Linked DNA regions of Homo sapiens: region 2 is linked to region 1. Evidence: chromatin loops called from intact Hi-C (ENCODE). Cell type or tissue: PC-3. All regions are shown on one strand. Each heading gives the region's core, and the rest is flanking DNA. Links, peaks and the distances in the headings are about the cores only.

Region 1 (9,739 bases), core at 1,865-6,864:
CAGACAAGAGGACTGAAATTTTGTCAGGGTCACATGTAGTTCAACCGAAGGACTACCACTTCAGCAATGTATCTGGATTTCCAATTAATTTGTATGCAACAACTAGGCGTGGGTTATTAAATCATTATTTCAAAACTCTACTTAAATGAACCATTTCCCCTTAAAACGCCTTTTACCTTGTGAGGAGCCCCGGATGCTGTGTTGCCGAGCCCTCGGATGGCCATCTGCCTCAGAGTGGCGTTGGAGTCCCAGGCACTTTGATCCATCAAGATCAGCACATTTCGCAGATTCCCATGCTTCCAAAGGATTGGTTCCTTCATGAGCTGAAATAATCAACACACTCCTCCCGTTTAGTTAAGGGCGTGGCCCCTCCTTCAGGAGAGTGCCAAAGACATCACAAGTACAATTAAAGAGAGGACCCCACTGCTTGTGCAGCGGAGGAGGAAGCCCTCTGGTGAACCAGCAAGCCTTGCTGAAGCTGAGCTCTAGATATGAGCAGCGCACAGGTCAAGCTTGCATGGTGATGTAAACCCGGTTACCTGCATAACAGATGTCTAGTCTCAATGGAAAATGGGGCAGGGAAAACAGGAATGACTGATAGTTTTCCTTCTCTGGATTGGCTGGAATAGTCTTCAGGCCGGAATTTGAAGCGTCAGTGCTACAATGCTTTGTTTGATCCCTCACAGATTTATTGTCCCCCTTTCTCTGCCTTCTGCAAACTAGAGGGCAGGAGGTGGGTGAGGTGGTTTATTTTCCTCTCTCACCCCCTGCTTAGGTACCATATATCTGGCAGTAGCTGGTCTCTCCTCTATGAAACCCCCCCCCCCCTTGAAGTCTCTCTTCCCTGGTTCCAGTGCACACTGGGCTCCAGACCATAAGAGAAATACCCTATGGGGACCCAGTGAGTGTGCTCTGAGGGCTGTTCTCCCTTGCCTCAGAGAAGAAAGCTGCGCCGGTTATCCGGTAGTTCTCCGAGGAGGAGGTAAGAGATGAGAGCAGCTGTTCCATGATGTCCAGTATGACTCCGTGTTGCCACACTGCCATGCTCCTAGAAAATGCACATTTTAGCAGAGACATATTTTACTAAACAATGGAGGAAATCTTAGTCTGTTTGTTCATCAGGCAAGTAATTTGTCTAAAAAGGAATGCTTGGCTGGGGGTGGTGGCTCATGCCTGTAATCCTAGAACTTTGGGAGGCCGAGGCAGGTGGATTGCCTGAGCTCAGGAGTTCGAGACCAGCCTGGGCAACATGGTGAAACCCCGTATCTACTAAAATACAAAAAATTAGCCAGGCATGGTGGTGTGCTCCTGTAGTCCCAGCTATTCAGGAGGCTGAGGCAGGAGAATTGTTTGAACCCAGGAGACAGAGGTTGCAGTCAGCCGAGATCGCGCCACTGCACACTCCAGCCTGGGCGAAGAGTAAGATTCTGTCTCCAAAAAAAAAAAAAAGAAAAAAGAAAAAAGAAAAAAGGGATGCTTGATGAAAGCCCACCAAGGCTTAAATTTTAAAATGGCCTATCCAATTGTCCAATTTAAATGCAGTTTGTCTAAACAATCCCATCAAAAAGCAGGCTAAGGACATGAATAGATAATTCTCAAAAGAAGATATACAAATGGCCAACAAACATATGGAAAAATGCTTAACATCACTAATGATCAGGGAAATGGAAATCAAAACCACAGTGCGATACCACCTCACTCCTGCAAGAATGACCATAATAAAATAATAATAATAAAAAAAAAGGTGTTGGCATGGATGCCGTGAAAAGAGAATAATTTTTCACTCTTGGTGGGAATGCAAACTAGTACAACCACTATGGAAAACAGTGGAGCTTCTTAAAGAACTAAAAGTAGATCTACCGGTTGATCCAACAGTCCCACTACTAGGTATCTACCCAGAGGAAAAGAAATCATTATACAAAAAAGATACTTGCACACACATGTTTACAGCAGCACAATTTGCAATTGCAAAAATATAAAACCAGCCCAAATGCCCATTAATCAATGAGTGGATAAAGAAAATGTGGTATATATATACCATGGAATACTACTCAGCCATAAAAAGGAGTGAAATAATGGCATTTGCAGCAACCTGGATGGAATTGGAGACTATTATTCTATGTGAAGTAACTTGGGAATGGAAAACCAAACATTGTATGTTCTGTCTCATATGTGGGAGCTAAGCTATTAGGACGCAAAGGCATAAGAATGATACATTGGACTTTGGGGGTTTGGGGGAAAGGGCAGGAATGAGGTGAGGGATAAGCCTACATATTGGGTGCAGTGTACACTCCTCAGGTGATGGGTGCACCAAAATCTCAGAAATCATCACTAAAGAACTTATTCATGTAATCAAACACCACCTGTTCCCCAAAAACCTACTGAAATAAAAAAATAAAATTTTTTTTAAAAAGCTGATTAAAAAAAGTTCAACAGAATTCTAGGTATGTGAATATTAAATATTTCTTTCAAAAAATAAGTGTAATTTGTCTAAAGATGTTCACCTGAATCATGTTTCTTGAGGTGAGTGGTGTGTGTGGGGCTGATCTTACCATCTCTTCCCATTCCCTTTTCTTTCTTTCCTGTTTGTCCTCCTTCGACTATTAGTCCTAAGTGAATCAATTATGCTCAGTGAAGTTGCCTGTATTGCACTTTTGTTTGTTTGTTTGTTTTTGTTTTCTTCTTTGTATCTGGTTCTAGAAAAAGTGCACATTACCTGGCCAGTGAACATACGCCTATGTGGTGGGTACTAGGACTGCTGAGTAGAGTCCATAAGTTGTCCCCCTCATCAGATTCCTTTGCAAGGCCTTCTCTCATGGCTTGGGCTTGCAAACATTTTAAAGTAGCAGTTGAAAGCCTAAAGGAGACAGTCAGCATTACAAAACTAAGTTGACCCTTATAGGGAATTGCAAATTCCCAAGTTTGCCTTTCCACTCCTCACAATGCTTTCCCACCCCTGGACTAGGGGATGTTGTGTAAGGGAAAAACAGGCAGCCCTATGCTCACATTTTAGCCTTGGGATCCATGGGGACATGCAGATGATGTGGGCCAGTAAGTAATGCCACAAAATCTTGTCAACACTCCCCCCATAAGAAAAAATAGGCCATAAGAATAAAAAGTGAAAAATACCATATTTCACTGATTCTAAAACACGATCTCTGAAATCAGGATGCATCTTGCAGTAGATGTGTGTTACAATTGTTCTTGGCCAGACAGTACTTGTGATGTAGTTGCTATTGTCTGTACATTCACATGTGCTGCCTGGTTCAGATATAGCTCTTTATATTACCATCATTTTAGTAAAGTTACACGTATTATTGGAACTATTACTTTTAATGGTAAAAACAGCAATTACTTTTGCACCAACCTAATACGTGTTGACTAAACGGTGTTTAAAGTGTCTTTAAAAATGTTGCACTATAATTTTACATTGGAATGAAAAGTTATGCAAAATGCAGGGAAACAGAATGATGGGATATGAAATGAAAATTCATACTTCATAATCCTAAAAGAGTTCTTTTGATAAGTACAGAATAAAAATTTTAAAGTTTAAGAAAGCATTGATTCACTGCTTACTTTGGAGTTCTTTTCTGTTTTCTCAATGGTATGCAAAAAATTGCTTTTTTTCAATTGCTGAAGTCTCAGAATTTATGAAATATGGTATTTATTTTTATTTTTCTTTTTTCCCTGGTGGCCTTGAAGATCACAAGATTCCAGCCTCTCTAGAAAGATCTCAATGATAGAAACCAAAGATAATATAGTAGTTCCTCTAGGAAAGAAAGCATAGCCCCTTATTCTTTAAGTGACTATTCTGTGTAGCTACACTGGATACTGGCTCAAGAAGAACTATGGTGTCACGGCTTAGGGAGAGTAGAGCCTTGTAGAGCCTTGTTTCTTCATGGACAATGGATGCTATGACAGAAAGCACAGACCCTGACTTCTGCAGCACCACTCCTGGAGTCTGGGATTAGGACCACTGTGGAAGATGCTTCCTGATTGGCCGTTTACCTGCAGGGGTCTGGGATCTGCTGCTGTTCTCCCTGCTGCATCACATGCCGCCTATGGCTCCAGGGACAAGTGAGCATCTTCTGGCCCAGTGTGCAGCTAACCAGCTTCAGGAGGAGAGTGAACAGCTCTGGATACAAGCCGGTGACAGAGGTGCCCATTGAGATCACTTCATACATAGCACAGGCCACCTGAGGGGAGAAAGGGCCTCTTGGTCAGGCAGTCTCATTTTCTCCAAGGCCATCTTCTCTCTGGGCTGATTTTCAACTTTGTTTTCTCCACCAGTAAAAACACACAGAAAAGGGAGGGTTTATTGTCTGGAAATTTCTCAACTCAGGGCCTGCCATGTTAGTCCTGTGACTGCCAGGGGACACTAGTCATGTAAAATAAAATGTTTTCAGCATTGGGGTTTTTCAACAAAAAGGGTCCTTTGGATATCTTACAGACTTATCTAGAAATATAGATACATAGGTTTTTTGGGGGGTTGATGAGAAATTTGCTTCTAAAAATGATCAGCCACAGACAAAAGTAGAGCCACAACTATAAACTGGAGTAAAGTTAGGGTATGAGAGAAGAAGGAGGTGTCATTAATGTGACAGCACCAAGCTCCAGGTGGGGATAGATCATAAAGATGGCGCAGTCTCAGGCAAGTGATGGGTTCAGGCTGTCCAACTCACTGAAATTGCCTCAACCCTGGCGATGTCATCTTCTAACTCAGTCTCCAGTTTGTCTATTAAGGCTTGCAAGAGTTTCCCACTGGAGGCTGGCTTTTCAGCCAGCGCCTTCCACAATGTCTTTGTGTCCCTAGGGTGGCAAAGCAGGAAATTGGTAGATAAGGCACAACCCCTCGGGCTGTAAGCTTTTCCATCTGACTCACTCTAAAATCACATTATGACTAATGACAATTTCAAGGGCAGATGGACATGCTGCCATGCCTGGGGATAAGAAAGATGTTTTACATAACAATTCAGCATTCTAGCCTTGGGTTACAGAACTTTGTTAAAGTCCACTAAGATGGGAACCTCTCATGTAGGTGCATTCTAGGCCACCAGAAAGAGGAGAATATTCACTTTTTAATATTCTCTTATTCCTATGGCATATTGTTAAAAATATTATTATGCAATACATATATATCTTATATATATGAAAAGCACTTGGAAAAACATTACTTGTGATTCAAATACCAATTGTTAAATTGTTATTCAGATGAGCTATTTTCAACCTTTGTTTGCTATCTTGCTCTCAAACCGTAAATCCCTCCCCAGTGCCTTTCAGAGTGGCCTTCCCTAGGAGAAGGAATCAGTTCAATAAGGATCTACCTGTCAAAAGGCAGAGGCTTCTGTAAAAGGTTGACAACAACTGTATCCATGTGAAAGCTGGCTATCTGGGAGATGGCTTCTAGAATGAACTGAAAACTTTCTTCTTTTTGTCTGAGGACTGGCATGTGATGGTAGATTGTGCCTAAGATCTCCAATAGCTAAAGAGAAAAAAGCCAAGTCAAACATTAAGTTGCCATTTTCCCTCTATGTGAATGACTCAGAACAGGTATCTGTCGTGGATGGGCAGCTGATGAATTCTAAATAATGTTAAAAATAATAATTGATTTCACATGTGGCCTATTTCTCACTCAGGAGGATTGTTCATGAATTGGCTATTTGTTCCTAATTAAATTTAGGAAACATTTTGTGAAAGGGTGTATTATGACAGGTGCTGTGTTTGCCATTGTCGGAATTTACCAAAGATGAAAAAGATGTACCCTTTTTGCAAAATGAGTGATCCAATAAAGAATATCAATCATAGACCTAAAGGCCTGTAGTCAAGGCAGTCTATGGCAAATGGTATACATGAGGTGCATACAACCGACAGGGGAATCCAGGAGGAACTGAGTCACATTGGAGGGCCATTTGGTTTGGGTCTTGAAGCATTTGTAGAAATTTCAAAAGGCAAGGTGGAGACAGATGGTGGGAAAGGGCATCCTTGTCAGAAAGAAGAACACAGATAAAGATGTAAAGTTAAAAGACATGAGAATAGGTGGAGCACAGAGGATTTTTAGGGCAGTGCAACCACTCTGTATGATCTTATACTGGTGGATACATGTCATTATACATTTGTCAAACCCATAGACTGTACAACACCAGGAGTGAACCCTGGAACTGCAGTCCATGGAACTGTGGACTTTGGGTGATAGCGATGTGTCAATGTAGGTTTACTGATCGTAACAAATCTACTCTGGTGGGAGATATTGACAGTCGGGAGGCTGTGCGTATGTGAGGGGAGCGGGTAGATGGGAACTGTGCTTAATTTTGCTGTGAACCTAAAACTGCTCTAAAAAATCTATTTTTTAAAAATCACGGGAACATGGGCATAAGAAAATGCTGAGATTTCTAGTGTAGGAGAATGGTCCAGGTTGGAGTGCAGAGAGAATGAAGATAATAAAAGAAAGATGACTTGATAGAAAAGATGAACCCAGATCTCAGAGCACTGGATGCCACCTTTAGGAATTTGGATGTTAATCTGTTGGCAGTAGGGAACGATATCATACATTTGGATTTTTGACATGGACACAGGCATATATCTATCTTAAAGTAACTCTGCTTCTAGTAGACATTTCTATTATTTTGGATAGACATTTAAGTTAGACATTTATTTTAAATATATTTTCTCTGAATTATAATTCCTTAGTTATAAATAGCCCCCATTTATGATTACCACAGATTTCCAGGTCAATGATGCTTGGAGAGGATTTAGGTCCCTATTGTAAGCCTTTACCTATTGTGTGAACAACTCTTTATGCTATACACACAAATATATGGGCATTCCACATTTATCAATTTTGGCTGTCTCATGTCTATCCCAGTGCCTACCACATAGTAGGTGCTCAATAAATGTTTTCAAAAACACTTATTGAAAAGTAATTAGCACAGAGGTAATTTTCAATGCCCTTAACACAAAAGCTGTGCTTTGGAGAGTTTTTAAATTGAGGGTAGTTGACTGGACTATAGGGACAAGAACTTCTTTCTCTTACTCTCTTTGAGTTGCTTTCATTTAGTGAAAGATTTTTTCCTTTTTCTTTTTTTTTTTTTGAGACTGAGCCTTGCTCTATTGCCCAGGCTGGAGTGCAGTTGCACAATCTCAGCTCACTGCAACCTGTGCCTCCCTGGTTCAAGTGATTCTCCTGCCTCAGCCTCCCAAGTAGCTGGAATCACAGGTGCTTGCCACCATGCGCAGCTAAGTTTTGTATTTTCAGTAGAGATGAGGTTTCTCCATGTTGCTCAGGCTGGTCTCAAACTCCTGTCCTCAAGTGATCCACCTGCCTTGGCCTCCCAAAGTGCTGGGATTACAGGTGTGAACCACCACATCCAGCCCATTTTTTCCTTCTTATTAATGTTTGAATAACTTGTATTCTATTTTTGACTTCAGAAGAGAAAAGAGAGGCATTTCCATTTGGAGCTCTTAACCAAGCTTCCTGAATTTAAATCCTGTTCACTCTGCTTAACTCTCCAGTTGGGAAGAAGAATTGAGGACTTTCCCCAATCCAGTGGCAGCCTTGCTTATCAGACAATGAACACTATGGGGTGTGGGAGAAAAGCCTGAAGGGTAGCAGTGAAATTAGAAACTCCTGCCCTTGACTCCTGCCCTTGGTGGTTGTCTCAAAGTCATCCACATGGTCACTCTTATCCTTACATCTCTAACAACCCTGTTTTCCATCATCCAAATGGCCTCGGTTCAGAGCTGCTTCCTCTAGCCAGAAAGAGACAGTTTGAACAGCTTTTATATTAAAAGACAAGAGAGGCAATTGAGACAGGTCCTCAACGTGAGCCTTGTTGTTAAACACACAACGTAGGTCTCTAATGAGGCCTCTTGAGGTTGTGCAAGCCTTTGCATGCTGCCCATCAGTGGACAAACAGAGAAAGTGGCTGACTTGGCATTTCAGAAGTGATAGAAATCTGTTCAGTTGTTAAAACTGGCTATCAGTTCACCTGATCTTCCAGAGCAGCTCCCTGCTGCTTCAGGACAGTGATCATCCATATGCCACAGGCCTTTGTACAAGTGGGGTTGAGGCTCTCCAGACCGTCCAGCATTTCCTCTAGGAACATCAGAATTTCTTCATTTGGGATGAACTTACTGACAATCTGAAAATGCACCCAGAAAGATTCGTGTAATCAACCACCCCATTTTATATCTAGATACTTACAACATGCTGTTGTGGTTTGTTTTGGGTATTAGAAACCACTGAACTTTTCAACAGTTTTGATTGAGGCCACAGAAACTAGAGAAAATACTAGAACAGGGCATAGACATGACCTTTTATTACTAAGCAAACTTTCCGTGGAGTTGCCTTTTTTATCATTTCATATTTATTGAATCCTAAGCCTGCTAAGGCAATTTTCTCTCCAAGCCTAAAGTTATAGCATACAGCATAGGGAAAAATAATGCAGAATGTTTACATAGCAATATGTACATTATAAAGTCCTTTTACAAACATTCATATATCATAGAAACATGACTTGAATCTGCCACATAATACCTAAACCTTGAGAATTCAGGAAAATCTATCAATATGTATTAAGTACCATGCTGAATACTCAGGTGGTGGACAGTGTACATATGGAGTATGGATTATTATGAGCCTTGTTTCTTGCTCTTCCATATTTCAATATTAAGAACAGTCCATAAAAGGTCAATAAAATGGAAAAACTTTGCAATTGTTGTCTCTAGGTACAAGAAGTATACAGAATGCTTGGTCGATAGCAGTGTGTGAATTTGAGTGTGTATGTCTGTGTGTGCGCATTAATGAAAAAGGAGTAGGAAAGCAGGTGAAAATTTGGTGTTTGAATGAGTTCCAGGATCATTATCTGGGGATTTAACTAAGCAAGATGGTAATGATTATGAGTTTGTAGACACTAGAGCGTTCCTATTTACAATGGTCTTCCCTTTGCATTAAGTAGCCAGATGATATTGAGAAAATATGAACTCCTTTCCTTGAATATTTGCACATCCAAACCATTTGCTGAGTTATTAGATCAAAGGACTATACCATGGCTACCATTCTATGTAACTCCAAATGCTTGCCGGTTGTCCAAGCTTCATGGTTAGCTGTTTTGTCTCACAGTGGGATGGATGTTGATTCAGGAGCAAAGGAAGGAAGGGAACTCATGTTTTTGAGCGCCTATTATGTGTCGGGCACCTTTTAAGGCATTTGACATATTTTCCCTTCCTGTCTCTCAAATGGCTTCTCTGTCATTTGCTGATCAATTACTCATGTCTCTGCTACAGCCACCTTCCTTGTTTCTAATTGCCTCATTTGATAGCTGGAGTCTTGCAGTTTCCTACAAACTGACTTCCCTAATTTTGCTCTTAACAGTCTATATTCAAGTCTCCACATAGCTGCCAGAGTGGCCCCTCAGAAATGTAAGTCTGGTTGTGTTTTTCCTCTCAGAACCACTGTTAGCCTAGAAGAGGCATTTGCACACTAGGAATATGAGCCCCGTCCTCAAGATATTTCACTTCTCTCTGTGAGTGTATTGTCATAACGTACTGATTTTGCTGGATCCTTTACTGCTACCTGTGGAAAATTGCCATAACACCAATATAAATCTGTAATGTCTACATTATGAATGATGTTGTCTTACATGAGGGTGCCCTTTTGCATTTCAAAATTGGCATAATTATGTGTGGTGGCCTGACTCTTCTGAGAACCCTCCATTGGCTTTTGATTTCAAATAGAGCAAAA
Region 2 (9,739 bases), core at 2,851-7,850, 63 kb after region 1:
CTTACTGATGTCCACATGGGTGCAGTTGGGTCACATAAAGACCCTTTTCACCATCATGAACCAAACTTACATTGTTGTCTCTCATATCCTTAGAAGCATAATAAATCAATCGTTGGACAATTGCATCATCCAAGATGTCAGTATTCTGAATAACAGAAGTGAGATGACTGTAAATGTCTTCCTGTGAATATACAAAGGCATACACAGAAATTTGGCTTGCAAAAATAAAGGAATCAAATGAAATCCTAATGAATAACACCATTAAAGTAAGCAATATATCTTTACTACACAATGGATTTCATATTATATGTCTTAATTGAGGCTTTCTTTTTTTTTTCTATTTTTTAAGATGGAGTTTTGCTCTTTTTGGCCAGGCTGGAGTGCAATGGCATGATCTCAGCTCACTGCAACCTCTGCCTCCTGGGTTCAACTGATTCTCCTGCCTCAGCCTCCCGAGTAGCCAGGATTACAGGTGTGTGCCACCATGCCCGAATAATTTTTGTATTTTTAGTAGAGACGGGGTTTTTGCCATGTTGGCTACGCTGGTCTCGAACTCCTGACCTCAGGTGATCCACTTGCCTCGGTCTCCCAAAGTGCTGGGATTACAGGCATGAGCCACCGTGCCTGGCTTTAATTGAGGCTTTCTGAACATAACATGCATCTTTAGGAGTCAAAGGCTACAGAGCAAAGTCAATTCTAAAAACTATTTTAACTTGGCTATATTTCTATGGCAAGATCTAATTGACAACCAGGAGAGGCTACCTGCCATTCCATGTCTTTTGAAAATCACTGTTGTGGGACACTCAGGGGAATGGAAATGCCTGTCAGCTTAATTGCTGCCCTTACTATCAGGGAGTGATATGGTACTAGGGAACACACTGTAACTCCCCAAGAGGCTGCTAGGCTATGAAACTGGATCCTAAGGGACATTTACAGGCCCTTGTTTCATTCATGCCTCTGCAGACAGAAAGTTGTGGACATTTTAGACAGGGCCTCCAGTTGTGTGGCTTGACTAGATGCCCTGTGTGAGGAATTGTAAATCTTTTAGGTGGCTATGTGTCCTCTGGATGATGAAAGAGAGACTGGTGTACTGAAATCTCCAACAGCTTCAACATGCACCTCCAGCCACTCCACCCATGCTTAAGTTGTTAAATAGCATCCTTTGCATTACTCCTCAGGGCTGGTCCTTGGGAAGTCTGAGAATAATGCATAATTTTTCTTTGCTTTCTTCCCTGTATTTTCTGGGCCTGCCTAACTATCTCTGTGAGTCCTTTTCTTGCTCCATGTGCTTACTATCCTGTCTGCAGGCCTTGTTCTTTGGCAAGGCTACCATTTATGGAGCTCTCACCACATTCCTGGAACTGTGCCAGACTCATTATCTGGAGCATTTTATTAACGCTCACAAGTCCCTGTCTTAGGTACCACAAATATATTCATTTTATAGATGAGGAAATTGAGTCCCAGGGAGCTTAATGTAGTTAGTGTTACGTACTGATGCTACAATTTGAAACCAACAGTCTGAATTTTAGCTGGCACCTTAACCTCTTGGTTATGCTGGCTATTATTATTCTTTAACTAGACTCATCATAAAATAACTAGGAAGTGCTTGTTAAAAATATATATTCTCTGATCCCTTTACTGGAAATTCTCCTTCAATGTTTCTGGGATCCGGAGGTTATTCTCTTAAGTGATTCCCAATGTTTGAGAAATAGTGTTCTTTCGGAAAGGTGACTTCTACTGAGAGATTAATGTAATGGTTTTCAACCGTACCTAAATGTTTGGATTACCTCCAGGTGCTTAAAATGCCCAAGCTTTTCACAGACTGATCCAATCAGAATCCCTGGTAGTAGGGCCTGGGTGTTGATATTTTCCCAAAACTCTCTAAGGGATTCTAATATATGGTCAGGGTTGAGAACCACTGAATTAAGAGATAAAGGTATAGGCACTGCCCTTCACAAGGAGACAACACTGAATAATGATTAGGAACATTTTTTTTTGGAGTCAGATGGGCTTGCTTTTGGATATAGTCCTGTTGTTCTTAGTTGAGCAAGTCATGTAACTTCTCTCTGCCTAATTTTTTCTCAGTTATCAAATGGAAATAGCAATAACTACCTGATAAAATTGTTCTGAGGAGTGAATATTATACAATACACTGTTGTTTGGAAAATATCTAGCATTTTACTTCCCAGATAAGTGTTCGATGAAGGGCAGTTATTTCTTTTATTTTATAAAAGGTTGTTGAAATGTGAAAAGCCTTCAATTCTTAGGTAAACTTCTAGCTGTGAAATAGCATTATAGATGAGCAGGGAAGAGCTTTTGGGATTTTTGTAACAACCCTCAAATTATAAAAGAAACAGTCTCATCCACATGTTTGTAAGTCTGACATACACCTTTCAACATCTGCCTGTATAAAGTTATAAAAAGGAACTTTTTTTTTGCTATTTTCTAGACATAGATGCTGTGATTCTTGAAATGCCAAATATCATTGCTTAAACATTACAATGACTTTCATTACAACTGCATTTACTGAAAAATCTAATGCCATGTAACAAGCCAGAGAAAAATGAGAAAGTTGAGACAAAGAAAAATATATACGAAATGTTGCAACAAGAAGACTGAAAAAGGGAAAAAGATTTTTCTCTGTTTTCCCTACCTTGTTAACAATATCTTCCTTGTTCAGCATGCCAAGAGTGAGGTTAATATCCCCAAACATCTCTAAAACGTACAGAAAAATATGAATTGAAATATATGCTGAAATGCCCTCCTGTTAATTATTTTGTAATCAACACAGAAAGTTCATTCATTCATTTATCCTCTCTCTCTCTCTCTCCCTTGACTGCTAGCTCTTTGATGGCAGGAACTGTTTTATTCATATCCATGACATAAATGAAACTAGCAGATGCTAAGTTATTATTATTTTTGAAACCTGAATCAAATGTGAAAGGGAAGATAAAAGATGCCGGATTCCTATGTATCCCTCCAGGCAAGTGGGCATTGCCTTGTAAATTCTCTCTTGCAGGATTTAGCTCTCAGAGTCAATGAGGTGAATTTCTCACTCCTGACTTAAGCATTAGAAGGCAGGGGTGCAACATAGCTGTTTATTTTTCACTGGTCCTCCCCTCAATACCTCTCCCATCTTCTTTTTCCATACCCTTTTCAACTCCACCTATTCTCCTGTGCCTGCCAACTCCCTCTTTTGGTCACATGCTAATGAAGGCTTCCTGTTTTCTGACAATGACCTAAATGTGTTTGACTTGCATTTTCTAGGAATATATGTTTTTGAATAAAGCACTCTAGAAAACTGGAAAAAAAATTGAGTCAAAGGAATTGAGCAATTTCAAGCTACATGGCAAGTTGGTAGGAGAAATACTTTTGGAGATGAAGATTTCTTATTAACCTCCACACCAAACAACATACTCATTTAGGGCAATCTTTTTGGCAAAGTAGAAAGGCAGCCATACCTGGAAATTGGGAGAAATACTTCCAAAGGACTCTTCTAGTATTTAAAATTAAATAACAAACTGCCTTTCTTTGATATGTAGCCACTTTCTCCTCAGGTAGACTCTAAATTTTAAAGCACAACCATCTCTTAGGCTTCCAGTCTATTATTGGTCCTTCACAATCAGCATGATTTTATTATGTATTTAGCATACCATTTCATAAATCCTTTGAGGTGTACAGTCCTCCCACAATGACGCGCCACTCCCAGCCCTCATATATACTTATAATTCCACAGAAACAAAACACAGGGAAGAGCCTTGGCTTCTCAGGATCTGATGATGCTTACCTATGGATTCCTCTGTACTAAGTGTCATGTCTTGGCTGTTTCAGGGTCTCTAAAAGATAGCACCTAAGTATTAGAAATAGTAAGGCTAAAAAATCAAAGAGGCAGGTTGGCAAGTTTCTCATATAAGGTTCACATAAGCCTCTCTAAATGAAAGTGCCTCCTCCACTTGATTGGCACAATGGTCTGGGAGCTTCCAGAGATGGGCTTGCTGTTGAAGTTGATACTGTATTCTACCACTATGACATTGTCTTGCGTCTGAACTCCTGCTAACCAACAAAATGGCTGCATCTCACCAAATATTGTCCCTTTGGTGACCAGAGTATTTGGGAAAGAAGTAATTAGAGACTGGGATTCAAACCATTGTTGCAGACCAAAGGTGCTCCTCTCCCTAAACTTGAGTCCATTGATCACAAATTCAGGAATGGTTTTCAGTAGTTGCTTTACTGTCCTGATGTTGGGAAAGGCTTTATGGTGAACTCGTTGATTGTTACACTTAGTGAAAATCAGTCATATGAACTGAGCATGCTCAGTGGACTGGAATGCACTTCAGGGGCAGTTGGATGGAATGTCCAACTGACAGCAGCAAAGTGAAGACCTCTCTACCTCCCTCTCCATTAATTCCTCCCTGGCATGTTCAGGATCTTGGCCTCACTCCAGGCTCAGGCTTTTTCTCTGTCTTCAGCTTTCTTTTTGTTTTCAAATTATTTTTTATCTAGATCAATTTTCCATAATGTTTTCAACTTATCTAGCATGAATTGAAATCTGGTCCCCAACTATAAATCTATGTGATGACAATCTTCAATATATGTCCAGACTCTATGTGAATATGGAGGATGATAGAGAAAGGGAAGGCAGTACTGCTAGTCTATAGGGCTAAATGTAGAATGGGCTGAGGAGGGGAGCTCATGACAATTTTCATCTGCTGCTGCTTTTTTGGCCATCTTAACTTCATCGGTGAAGCTTATTCCAGATTCAAAGGTCAACTGCTTCCAACTAAACCTTTGAATTCATCATTCTTCTCATAGACATTTTGCACTGTATTAAAGAGATCCTCAACATTTTCCGCTTCCCAAGTCAGCATCACTTTCAGAGTTTTGTCTCCAGGTGACTTTATCATGGGATTTACTTGGTATCCTTATTTAAAATGTGAATTCCCAGGCCCCACTTCAGACCCAGTAAATTAGAATGAGGGGGCAGCAATCTATATATTTAATGTGCGCCCCTGGTGATTCTTAGGTTCACTGAACTTTGAAAAGCACTGACCAAGGTCCTTGCCCAAACATTCATTAGTGGATCAGTAAATAGCAGTTAACTGAAGAATGTTTGTTGTGGTTGGGCAAGGAGCTCTTCCCCAGCATCATGACTCACTGAAGAATAGGCCAAGTTTGGTTAGTCAGGGAGGTACTGGGGTGATTAGAGGCATCCCGAAACTCTTAACATCTATAAGATGTTAAGTCTACTTGTAGTAAATAAAACAACAGATTCCCTATAAGGGAAAAAATGATGTTAGAAATTATGTGCTCTTAGAGTCTTAAAAAACAATGTACAGCAGAATCAATAATAAGAAAGCTAGCCATTTAGGTAATTGTTACAACCATTTTCTTAATATTTTTGTGAATGGTGACAAATGATTTTTCTGTATGTCTGTATATAAAGACTTCCTTGATTTCATAGAGATTAGAGAAGTTAGGAGATAATTGATTTATTTTGACTTTTAATTTATTCATCGCTGCAATCAAAACACAACTTTTTGCTAAAATCCTTTCAGACAAAGTAAATTCACTCATTGAAACCAATACTGCAGATAGTTTTAAAATCCCCAAATCCTCAAAATAGCTGATTTGCTGTCATTTTATTTCATTTTTCAGTCGCCTGCTTGTTACATCTTCCCATTATTTCTTCCTCTTCTCATTGCATGAGGCTAACACAATATGGATTTGATTTCTCTAAGACTCTAAGAGGATCCTAAACACGAATTCTCAAAGTGAATAGGATGGCATGTGCTAACTAATTAAGTACTGTTTCTAGATATTTGTGAGGGAGCCTAAATCTAGCCTGCTAAGGAATTAGAGTGTCTCACTGGATATGTGGTAGCCATCCCCTTTCAATGTAACTTGTCAAATGAAGCTACCCAATCCCAGGCCTACTATGTTCCCACATGATGTTATCAGACAAAAATATTAATAAGGCAGTAAAGGTAAAATATAAAGCTAAAGAAGAATAGATACATAGAAATAATACAGAAACGTTATAAAAATTTAAATTTTATGGTTTTAATAGTTTAATTGTAGATGATTTTAATGTATACTACAATTAATCTAAACTTTGATATTTATCCTTTTATTCTTCAGATGACGTGTTAGATTTTTATAAAATATATTAAAAGTGAAATTAGGCTGTGTTTTGTTTGATTTGTCAGTTTCATGAGATAAGCCTAATTTCTTTTTTAAAAATTTTATTATTATTATACTTTAAGTTCTAGGGTACATGTGCACAACGTGCAGTTTTGTTACATATGTATACATGTGCCATGTTTGTGTGCTGCACCCATTAACTCGTCATTTAGCATTAGGTATATCTCCTAATGCTATCCTTTCCCACTCCCCCCACCCCCCAACAGTCCTCAGTGTGTGATGTTCCCCTTCCTTTGTCCATGTGTTCTCATTGTTCAATTCCCACCTATGAGTGAGAACATGCGGTGTTTGGTTTTTTGTCCTTGCGATAGTTTGCTGAGAATGATGGTTTCCAGCTTCATCCATGTCCCTACAAAGGACATGAACTCATCATTTTTTATGGCTGCATAGTATTCCATGGTGTATATGTGCCACATTTTCTTAATCCAGTCTATCATTGATGGACATTTGGGTCGGTTCCAAGTCTTTGCTATTGTGAATAGTGCCGCAATAAACATACGTGTGCATGTGTCCTTATAGCAGCATGATTTATAATCCTTTGGGTATCTACCCATTTATGGGATGGCTGGGTCAAAAGGTAATTCTAGTTTTAGATCCCTGAGGAATCGTCACACTAACTTCCACAATGCTTAAACTAGTTTACAGTCCCACCAACAGTGTAAAAGTGTTCCTATTTCTCCACATCCTCTCCAGCACCTGTTGTTTCCTGACTTTTTAATGATTGCCATTCTAACTGGTGTGAGATGGTATCTCATTGTGGTTTTGATTTGCATTTCTCTGATGGCCAGTGATGATGAGCATTTTTTCAAGTGTTTTTTGGCTGCCTAAATGTCTTCTTTTGAAAAGCGTCTGTTCATATCCTTCACCCATTTTTTGATGGGGTTGTTTGTTTTTTTCTTGTAAACTTGTTTGAGTTCATTGTAGATTCTGGATATTAGCCCTTTATCAGATGAGTAGGTTGCAAAAATGTTCTCCCATTCTCTAGGTTGCCTGTTCACTCCGATGGTAGTTTCTTTTGCTGTGCAGAAGCTCTTTAGTTTAATTAGATCCCATTTGTCAATTTTGTCTTTTGTTGCCATTGCTTTTGGTGTTTTAGACATGAAGTCCTTGCCCATGCCTATGTCCTGAATGGTAACGCCTAGGTTTTCTTCCAGGGTTTTTATGGTTTTAGGTCTAACATGTAAGTCTTTAATCCATCTTGAATTAATTTTTGTATAAGGTGTAAGGAAGGGATCCAGTTTCAGCTTTCTACATATGGCTAGCCAGTTTTCCCAGCACCATTTATTAAATAGGGAATCCTGTCCCCATTGCTTGTTTTTGTCAGGTTTGTCAAAGATCAGATAGTTGTAGATATGCGGCATTATTTCTGAGGGCTCTGTTCTGTTCCATTGGTCTATATCTCTGTTTGGTACCAGTACCATGCTGTTTTGGTTACTGTAGCCTTGTAGTATAGTTTGAAGTCAGGTAGCATGATGCCTCCAGCTTTGTTCTTTTGGCTTAGGATTGACTTGGCAATGTGGGCTCTTTTTTGGTTCCATATGAACTTTAAAGTATTTTTTTCCAATTCTGTGAAGAGAGTCATTGGTAGTTTGATGGGGATGGCATTGAATCTATAAATTACCTTGGGCAGTATGGCCATTTTCACGATATTGATTCTTCCTATCCATGAGCATGGAATGTTCTTCCGTTTGTTTGTATCCTCTTTTATTTCATTGAGCAGTGGTTTGTAGTTCTCCTTGAAGAGGTCCTTCACATCCCTTGTAAGTTGGATTCCTAGGTATTTTATTCTCTTTGAAGCAATTGTGAATGGGAGTTCACTCATGATTTGGTTCTCTGTTTGTCTGTTATTGGTATATAAGAATGCTTGTGATTTTTGCACATTGATTTTGTATCCTGAGACTTTGATGAAGTTGCTTATCAGCTTAAGGAGATTTTGGGCTGAGACAATGGGGTTTTCTAGATATACAATCATGTCATCTGCAAACAGGGACAATTTGACTTCCTCTTTTCCTAATTAATACCCTTTATTTCCTTCTCCTGCCTAATTGCCCTGGCCAGAACTTCCAACACTATGTTGAATAGGAGTGGTGAGAGAGGGTATCCCTGTCTTGTGCCAGTTTTCAAAGGGAATGCTTCCAGTTTTTGTCCATTCAGTATGATATTGGCTGTGCGTTTGTCATAGATAGCTCTTATTATTTTGAGATACATCCCATCAGTACCTAATTTATTGAGAGTTTTTAGCATGAAGGGCTGTTTAATTTTGTCAAAGGTCTTTTCTGCATCTATTGAGGTAATCATGTGGTTTTTGTCTTTGGTTCTGTTTATATGCTGGATTATGTTTATTGATTTGCGTATGTTAAACCAGCCTTGCATCCCAGGGATGAAGCCCACTTGATGGTGGTGGATAAGCTTTTTGATGTGCTGCTGGATTCGGTTTGCCAGTATTTTATTGAGGATTTTTGCATCAATGTTCATCAAGGATATTGGTCTAAAATTCTCTTTTTTGGTTGTGTCTCTGCCAGGCTTTGATATCAGGATGATGCTGGCCTCATAAAATGAGTTAGGGAGGATTCCCTCTTTTTCTATTGATTAGAAAAGTTTCAGAAGAAATGGTACCGGCTTCTCCTTGTACCTCTGGTAGAATTCAGCTGTGAATCCATCTGGTCCTGGACTTTTTTTGGTTGGTAAGATATTCATTATTGCCTCAATTTCAGATCCTGTTATTGGTCTATTCAGAGATTCAACTTCTTCCTGGATTAGTCTTGGGAGGGTGTATGTGTCAAGGAATTTATCCATTTCTTCTATATTTTCTAGTTTATTTGCGTAGAGGTGTTTATAGTATTCTCTGATGGTAGTTTGTATTTCTGTGGGATCAGTGATGATATCCCCTTTGTCATGTTTTATTGCGTCTATTTGATTCTTCTCCCTTTTCTTCTTTATTAGTCTTGCTAGCAGCCTATCAATTTTGTTGATCTTTTCCAAAAACCAGCTCCTGGATTTACTAATTTTTTGAAGGGTTTTTTTATGTCTCTATTTCCTTCAGTTCTGCTCTGATCTTGGTTATTTCTTGCCTTCTGCTAGCTTTTGAATGTGTTTGCTCTTGCTTCTCTAGTTCTTTTAATTGTGATGTTAGGGTGTCAATTTTAGATCTTTCCTGCTTTCTCTTGTAGGCATTTAGTGCTATAAATTTCCCTCTACACACTGCTTTGAATGTGTCCCAGAGATTCTGGTATGTTGTGTCTTTGTTCTCATTGGTTTCAAAGAACATCTTTATTTCTGGCTTCATTTCGTTATGTACCCAGTAGTCATTCAGGAGCAGGTTGCTCAGTTTCCATGTAGTAGAGCGGTTTTGAGTGAGTTTCTTAATCCTGAGTTCTAGTTTGATTGCACTGTGGTCTGAGAGACAGTTTGTTATAATTTCTGTTCTTTTACATTTGTTGAGGAGTGCTTTACTTCCAACTATGTGTTCAATTTTGGAATAGGTGTGATGTGGTGCTGAAAAGAATGTATATTCTGTTGATTTGGGGTGGAGAGTTCT

What was found. Peaks named below come from ENCODE experiments on the same cell type or tissue, not always from the same donor. Only the 100,000 strongest peaks of a DNase experiment are listed, where the experiment ranks them.
Region 2: a loop joins it to region 1, with 6 times the contacts of the local background. A loop is called at or near these places in 1 of 110 quality-filtered maps.

What each region holds. Positions count from the first base shown.
Region 1 is chr5:41,004,598-41,014,336 of GRCh38, forward strand. MROH2B (maestro heat like repeat family member 2B) reads right to left here. Exons shown (of 42, transcript NM_173489.5): 30 at 7,986-8,138; 31 at 5,325-5,482; 32 at 4,683-4,809; 33 at 4,009-4,196; 34 at 2,717-2,857; 35 at 934-1,048; 36 at 177-323. Among named protein-coding and RNA genes, the nearest start is that of MROH2B, 62 kb to the right of the region's middle. RefSeq lists an enhancer at 3,828-5,027. In PC-3, for the core only: no CTCF peak of the experiment used is centred there; a DNase peak (open chromatin) is centred at 4,854; H3K27ac peaks cover 1,056 bases.
Region 2 is chr5:41,067,038-41,076,776 of GRCh38, forward strand. MROH2B (maestro heat like repeat family member 2B) reads right to left here and starts at 4,305. Exons shown (of 42, transcript NM_173489.5): 1 at 3,788-4,305; 2 at 2,654-2,715; 3 at 71-181. The coding sequence starts at 3,815. It overlaps LOC105374739 (a long non-coding RNA gene), which reads left to right and starts at 4,320. Exons shown (of 6, transcript XR_001742650.2): 1 at 4,320-4,891. In PC-3, for the core only: no CTCF peak of the experiment used is centred there; a DNase peak (open chromatin) is centred at 5,134.